Linked DNA regions of Homo sapiens: region 1 is linked to region 2. A link is an interaction called in ENCODE POLR2A ChIA-PET data of the cell type or tissue named here. Cell type or tissue: PC-9. All regions are shown on one strand. Region 1 overlaps FER (FER tyrosine kinase). Region 2 overlaps FER (FER tyrosine kinase).

Region 1 (4,000 bases), 55 kb before region 2:
ATGAAAAAACTGTCTACCAACTCAAATGTTGTCATTTTCAAGATGCATTATCAATGGAGAAGCAAAGGAAAAAGAATATTATATAATCGTAGTTTTGTGTAAGAAAGAAAGGAAAATAAAAATGATTGAGTTCCCTATATGGTTTTGAACAGTATTAACTTTTGGAATCACTAAAGTTTCACATAGAAATAAATAAACAAAATTAACAAGGATAAGAGGGAGGGGGGAAAATAAAATGAGATACAACAGAAACAAATGAACCAAACTGTATTTCCAGTGAATAACACTAACCACACTAAAAGGAGTAGGGAAGTAACTTTGTAAAAAACTAAGTAACTTTGGAAAACAGTATTTGATTACAATAGAAAGCTAAAGACAAAAAAAGCTTTAAACAAATACCAAACTGTAGTCTTTAAGTTTCATTTTTCAGAGGCATGAGTTAGCAATACTGAAATTACTTTCTGTGTATTCTAGCATTTGAGCAAGTAAGTAAAATATTGTGAACAACAGAAGCTAGGTTTCTCACTGCCAGAGAAAGCAGTTGCAAATATATAAATAGGAAGAGGAGGAATAAACTGTATGGTATTGGACTAGAATTTGAAGTATCAATGTGAACCCCTCAGTGTATCCCTAGACAGACCAATAGATAACAGAAGAAAGCACAGGTGTACATGAATGTGTACGTGTTGCTTATTTCCTGTGTCTGTCAATTAACAGGACCTAGAATAAGATACTCCACTAGCAATGAGCACACCAATGGCCAGATACTGTTTTCCAAATATAATTCTCCACTAAAAGGAACTAGGGTTTCATAGAGAAATGGAACCTGAAGTAGGAAAAGTATAAGATGAGCCAGAAAATACGTATTCAATGAATGATAGGAATGTGTCAAAAGGACAGAGGAGCCAGTTTGAAGTGGCTCCCACTGGCCAAATCCGAGCATGATAGTATATCATTATGATAGTATAAAATTATAATCCATGAATAAAAATCAGAATCTGTGAGTTCATTCTAATACATTAAATTAATACATAAATTTAAAAAATAAACAGGAGGGGAAAGCCCTTCCTTATATTAAAAACAAATTAATAAATGTAAAAGGAATAATTGAATTAGAAAATTACCATTTCACAATTGCCATAATAATAAATGATTTAGGCAGGAACCATTGATAGACATAAAAACTAGTGGGTGAAAATCTGAAGAGTAACACCGTATTTACATAGCGTCAACGTTTTCCCTACAATACTTATTAACAAAAAGAAAAATGAAAATGTAACTTAAGTGTGGAGAAATCAAGCGTATACCACCTTACTCCAATGATCAAATTAATATCCAATAATGGGATGAACTGACATCATGGACCTGATATAAAGCACCAACAACAGAACATCATTTCTATGGTATTCCTATGAAAAATAAATAAATATTATGCAGAAAAACAAATCAAGGAATACTCCATAAAATAACTGTTCTATACTGCTCAAAAATGTCAATGTTTTGTGAACCATAAAGACTATTAACTGTTCCAGTGTAAAGGCAACTAAAAAGATATGACAACTGAATAAATATACATTTACGTTTTTATATTTACACATACACACACATGCATATATATGTATGCACCACATACAGAGACAGAAAAGCATAAAGCAAATGTGGTAAAATGTGAACATTTGGGAAACATGAGTGAACGGTATATGGGAATTCTTTCTACTATTCTTTCAACATTTCTCTAGGACTGAAATGACGTTAAAATATAGTTAAAAGAAAGCTGTGAAAATTGGATCAAAATTTTAAAGTATCAGAATATTCATTGTATCTAAAGAACTGGTATTATTTAGCCTACAGATAAGAAACCTCAACAATTTGTTCTTTAAATATCAAAACACTGATTTCCTAGTTCAGAAAAGAAAATTTAGTTTTAATTTGTATGTCTCCTAGCAGGTATGTTTCCACTACACGTAATATTAACACACAAAGAAGTCACACTGAAAAAAAAAAGATTTAACTCTACTTTAGAAGACTAGTCGAGTGTGTGGAAGAACAACATTTACAGAAAATTTAGGGCATTCATCCTTTAAATGTTTATCTACAATCCATGGTGTCCTAGGTTATGTGAGGGATGCACAGTTATAGTCTCTTCCTAAAAGATACTGGATACGAAAATTAAAATGAAAGCTGACCAAATAGTCATCATGTTAGGATATGACTGTATCAAAAATGTAGAGATCATCATTAATTTAGCATAAACAAACACATACTAACCTCCAACTCCTAATATGTACTATGATACGAAAGGTATCTAATAAGTTGATGAACACACTTAACAAACTGGCTTAAAAGCTACATGTTATGCATAAAATATCTCTAGAAAAAGCAGATAATATCTGTTGCCTCTGGAGGAAAAAAATGAATAATGAGTGGGAAAAAAAACTTTTTCATTGTATACTTAATGGTTTGTACCTTATGATTTTGAAATCTGAACCATATTAGTGTGAAGAGGGAGTCTGTGAACCCCATTTTTAAAAATTACTCTGAAGAGAACTTCCATAAGCTTTCACCAGCATATCTAACCTTTTTATCTGAATTTATATCTCTCCATCTCTCCTAAGCTATTACTATGAATAAACTGTCCTTGTTCAAAGTGAAGACTAATCTATTTATTGGGGTACTAGATGTATCCTCTCTCACCTACTCAGGGACATTTCTCCAGCAATTCTTCCTTCATTCCTGCTGCCTCAACTGTTTTTCCTTCCCTAGAAGTGCACTTCCATCAGTAAACAAGCTGTAATAGCTCCCAATCTTGAAAAAAAAAAAAAATCCTCCCTTTACTACACTTCTTCCAGTTAATTCCGTATTTCATTCCTCCCCTTTACCGCAAAACTGATACTAGTTATCTCCAGTTTCTTTTTTCTCCTTCTTTCTTAAACCCAGCCCATTTAGGGTTTTCCCTGTACTACTCCACTGAAACTTCTCTTGTCAAAATCACCAATAACCTACACTTTGCTAACTCCAAATCTTAATCCTCACCTTATGTTTTAGCAGTATTCAACCTAGTTGATCACTTGCTCTTCCTTGAAACCTATCTTCCCACATCTGTCTTCCAGAATAGTACATTCACTTAGTTTTCCTTTTACATTGGTCTTTTGTATTCTTTTTTTTTTTTTTTTCGCTGGAGTGCAGTGGCGCGATCTTGGCTCACTGCAAGTTCCGCCTCCCGGGTTCACGCCATTCTCCTGCCTCAGCCTCCCGAGTAGCTGGGACTACAGGCGCCCACCACCGCGCCCGGCTAATTTTTTGTATTTTTTAGCAGAGACGGGATTTCACCGTGGTCTCGATCTCCTGACCTTGTCATCTGCCCGCCTCGGCCTCCCAAAGTGCTGGGATTACAGGCGTGAGCCACCGCGCCCGGCCGGTCTTTTGTATTCTTTTTAACTCTTTATTTCGCTGACTTCTTAATGTTGGGCTCAGTCTTTGTTAAGACTCTTCTCTTTTTTATCTTCATTTATATTACTGGTAATGTCATAAAATCTCATGGCTTTAAATGACAATTAACATTTCATATTTATAGTTCTACTCCAGACCTCTCCCTGGAACTGCTGAACTAGAGATTTAATTCAACAGTTCCACTTGAGTATCTAATAAGACTCTAAAAACCAGTCTTCCCACATTTTTCCCATTTCAGTTAATAATAATGCCATTCTTCCAGTTGCTCAGGCCAAAAATCTTGGAATCAGTCTTTTCTTCTTTCTCTCACAAACTACATCCAATTCAATGGCAAATCCTCTACGCTTTTTTTTTTTTTTTTTTTTTTTTTTGAGACAGGGTCTTGCTGCTCTGTCAGCCCAGCTGGAGTGCAGTGGGGGCAATCTTGGCTCACTGCAACCTCCGCCTCCTGGGTCAGGCAATTCTGGTGCCTCAGCCTCCCTAGTAGCTGGGACTATAGGCGTGTGCCACCAGGCCTGGTTAATTTTTTGTATTTTTAGTAGAGACACGG
Region 2 (4,000 bases):
ATGGATTAAAGATTTAAATGTAAGACCTCAAACTATAAGAATCCTAGAAGAAAACCTGGGAAACACCATTCTGGGTATCAGCTGTGGGAAGAAATTTATGACTAAATTCTCAAAAGCAATTGCAACAAAAATGAAAATTGACAAGTGGGACTTAATCAAACTAAAGAGCTTCTATACAACAAAAGTAACTACCAACAGAGTAAACAGACAACCTACAGAATGGGAGAAAATAATCATAAACCATGCATCCAACAAAGGACTAATGTTCTACACAGAACTTAAACAAATCATCAAGAAAAAAAAACATTAAAAAGTGGGCATAGGACATTAATAGATACTTCTCAAAGGAAGACATACAAGTGGCCAACAAACACATGATAAAATGCTCAACGTCATTAATTATCAGATAAATGCAAATCAAGACCACAATGAGATACCATCTCACACCAGTAAGAATGGCTATAATTAAAACGTCAAAAAAACAACACATGCTCGTGAGGTTGTGGAGAGACGGGAACACTTAATACACTGTTGGTGGAAATGTAAATTAGTTCAGCCACTAGAGAAAGCACTCTAGAGATTTCTCAAAGAAATTAAAACAGAACTACCATTAGACCTAGCAGTCCCATTAGTGGGTATACAGCCAAAAGAAAATAAATAGTTCTACCAAACAGACACCTGTTTCTGTTTTGTAGAAACAGAAAACAGAAAATTCGTAAGTTTTAAGGTGATACCGCTCTGAGTGAAGAAAATGCAGCACATATGCACCACAGAATACTATATGGTCATAAAAAAGAAAGAAATCATGCCCTTTGCAGCAACATGTATGCAGCTGGAGGCCATTATCCTAAGCAAATTAACACAGGAACAAAAAAAAACAAATACTCCATGTTCTCACTTATAAGTGGCAGCTAAACATTGGGTACACAAGGATATAAAGATGGAAACAATGGGCACTACAGAATATTAGAGGGGAGAGGGAAGGACGGGGGGAAAGGCTGAAAAACTATTGGGTATTATGCTTACGACTTTGGTAATGGGGTCATTCATACCATAAACCTCAGCATCACACAATATATCCAGGTAACAAACCTGCATGTGTACCCCCGGAATCTAAAATAAAAGTTGAATTATTTTTTAACAATTTAAAATGTATATCATTTTTATTTATTGAAAGACCCAATACTGTTAAGATATAGATTTTCCCCAAATTTATCTATACATTCAATGTAATTCCAAGCAAAATCCCAGTAGCCTTTTAAAAAAAATGATTGGTAAGGTGCTCCTAAAATTTGTAAGGAGATGCACAACATTTAGAAAAGACAAAATAATTTTGAAAAAAAAAATAAGTTCAGTAGTACCCCTTAATCTGTTGTTTTGCTTCCTGCAGTTTTGATTGCACGTAATCCAAAAATGGAAAATTCCAGAAATAAACAATTCGTAAGTTTTAAGGTGACACCGCTCTGAGTAGTATGATGAAATACCTAGCCTCCCCACTCTGTCCTGCCCAGGATATGAATCATCCCTTTGTCTAGTGTATCCATGCTGTATATGCTACTTGAATATTACTCACTTAGTAGCCATCTCAGTTATCCTTGCTATAGCAGTGCTTGTGTTTAAGGAACCTTTATTTAACTTAATAATAGCCCCAAACTGCAAGGATAGTGATGCCGGTAATTTGGATATGCCAAAAAGAAGACAGAAAGTGTCTCCTTTGGGTGAAGGGATGAAAGTTCTCAACTTAAGGAAAGAAAAAAAACATATGCTGAGTTTGCTAAGAGCTACAGTAAGAATGAATCTTCTATCCATGCAACTGTGAAAAAGAAGAAAAAGGAAATTTGCACCTTTGAATTTTTGATGTTGCACTTCAAACTGCAAAAGTTATATGCATAGTACGTGATAAGTGCTTAGTTAAGATGGAAAAGGAATTAAATGTGTGGGTGGAAGGCATGAAAAGAAACATATTCTGATGGACAACAATGGACGTTCAGTACTATCCACAGCTTCAGGCATCTACTGGGGATATTAGAACATATCTCCCATGAATAAGGGATGACTACTGTACACTACCTGACTTTGATATTATTATCAAGGAACAAATAATTAAATGTGTTACTGATGTCATGATAGACAAAAATATGAATGGAACAGAATAAAGAGTATAAAAATAGACTCGCATTATGGTTAACTGATTTTAAACAAAGATGCAAAGGCAATTCAATGGAGAAAGCTTAGTGTTTTCAACAAATGAAGTTAGAACAAATGGGTATCCAGAAGCAAAAAAAGATAAAAATATGAACTTCAATCCATAGCTTGCCACATGTACAAAAATTAAATAAAAATAAATCATAGACCTACAAACAAAACTTAAAACTATAAAAATTTCCAGATGATAACACAGGCAAAACTCTTTAACTTTGCATCAGGCAAAGATTTTTTTTTGTGAGACAGAGTCTTGCTCTGTCGCCCAGGCTGGAGTGCAATGGCATGACCTCGGCTCACTGCAAGCTCCGCCTCCCGGGTTCACGCCATTCTCCTGTCTCAGCCTCCCAAGTAGCTGGGACTACAGGCACTCGCCACCACGCCCGGCTAATTTTTTTGTATTTTTGGTAGAGACGAGGTTTCACCGTGTTAGCCAGGATGGTCTCGATCTCCTGACCTTGTGATCCGCCCATCTCGGCCTCCCAAAGTGCTGGGATTACAGGCGTGAGCCACCACGCCCGGCCCAGGCAAAGATTTTTTAAGATATAATACGAAAAGCACAATCCTCTTTTTAAAAGGTAGACTTTACTTATAGGTAGAATAAATCATAGTTTTTCTGTGTTAAGAGGAAAGAATGGCTGGTCACAGTGGCTCATGCCTATAATCCCAGATCTTTGGGAGGCCAAGGTGGGAGGATTGCTTGAGCCCAGAAGGTCAAGGTCAGCCTGGGCAATATACTGAGACCCCGTTTCTATAAAATAAAAAATAAAATTAGCCAGTTATGGTGGCGCATGCCTATAGTCCCAGCTCCCTAGAAAGCTGAGGTGGAAGGATTGCTTGAGCCTGGGTGGTCAAGGCTGCAATGAGCCATGACTGTACCACTGCACTCCAGCCTGGATGCCAGAGCAAGATCCTAAAGAGAAAAAAAAAAGAGGAAAGGCTGACATACTCCTTGATTTTCTGTGAGTTCTCAACCATTGTTCAACTGTTAATTTAATGTATAAATTAGCAATAACAAAGAAAACAGAAACTATGTGACAATGGCAAATAAGATATGTCAACAGAATGTAAGAAAATGAAAAGCAGATAAGTGGTAACTAATTAGCATATGAGGAAAAGTTAAAACCTAAGTGTCCTGCAAAAGGGAGGTCAAGATTTATGAGGTCAGATGACTCCGTTAAAGCTCAGGAGACCGAGGCAGGTAGATCATTTGAGGTCAGGAGTTCAAGACCAGCCTAGCCAACATGATGAAACCCCATCTGCACTAAAAATACAAAAATTAGCCAGGTGTAGTGGTACACACCTGTAATCCCAGCTACTCATGAGGCGGAGACACAAGAATCACCTGAACCCGGGAGGCAGAGGTTTTAGTGAGCCAAGATTGCACCACCGTACTCCAGCCTGGGCGAGAAAGTGAGACTGCATCTCAAAAAAAAAAAAAAGAAAAGAAAAGAAAACAAGAGGGATAAATGAAGCAGAAAGCCTTTGGACTCAGAAACACCAGGTAGCTTACCAAAAACAAGAAGATTAAATAAAATGTGACTTTTAAAATACCAAAAATACTTTCCCTATCTATTCCCATTAACATAATAGAAGGCTTTATACCCACAGATGAAATTGCCAAATAAAATAAAGGATATCCAGTTAAATTTGAATTTCAGATAAATAACAAATCATTTTTAATGTATGTTTGTCCTAAATACTGCATGCAAATTCAAATGGTGTCCTGTATTTTTTGTGGCCATCTCTGGCAGCTCTACCTTCAGACTAGATACTGGCCCAGAAAGGAAGTTAAAGA

Evidence for each region. ChIA-PET counts read pairs that join two places held together with the same protein. Peaks named below come from ENCODE experiments on the same cell type or tissue, not always from the same donor. Only the 100,000 strongest peaks of a DNase experiment are listed, where the experiment ranks them.
Region 1: POLR2A ChIA-PET joins it to region 2 with 7 read pairs; 4 of 35 experiments call an interaction of 5 or more read pairs at or near these places.

The regions. Positions count from the first base shown.
Region 1 is chr5:108,854,768-108,858,767 of GRCh38, reverse strand. The region is part of intron 5 of FER (FER tyrosine kinase); the gene reads right to left. Among named protein-coding and RNA genes, the nearest start is that of FER, 110 kb to the right of the region's middle. In PC-9, no CTCF peak of the experiment used is centred here; no DNase peak of the experiment used is centred here.
Region 2 is chr5:108,799,491-108,803,490 of GRCh38, reverse strand. All of the region lies in intron 3 of FER (FER tyrosine kinase), which reads right to left. Among named protein-coding and RNA genes, the nearest start is that of FER, 54 kb to the right of the region's middle. In PC-9, no CTCF peak of the experiment used is centred here; a DNase peak (open chromatin) is centred at 1,510; H3K27ac peaks cover 1,202 bases.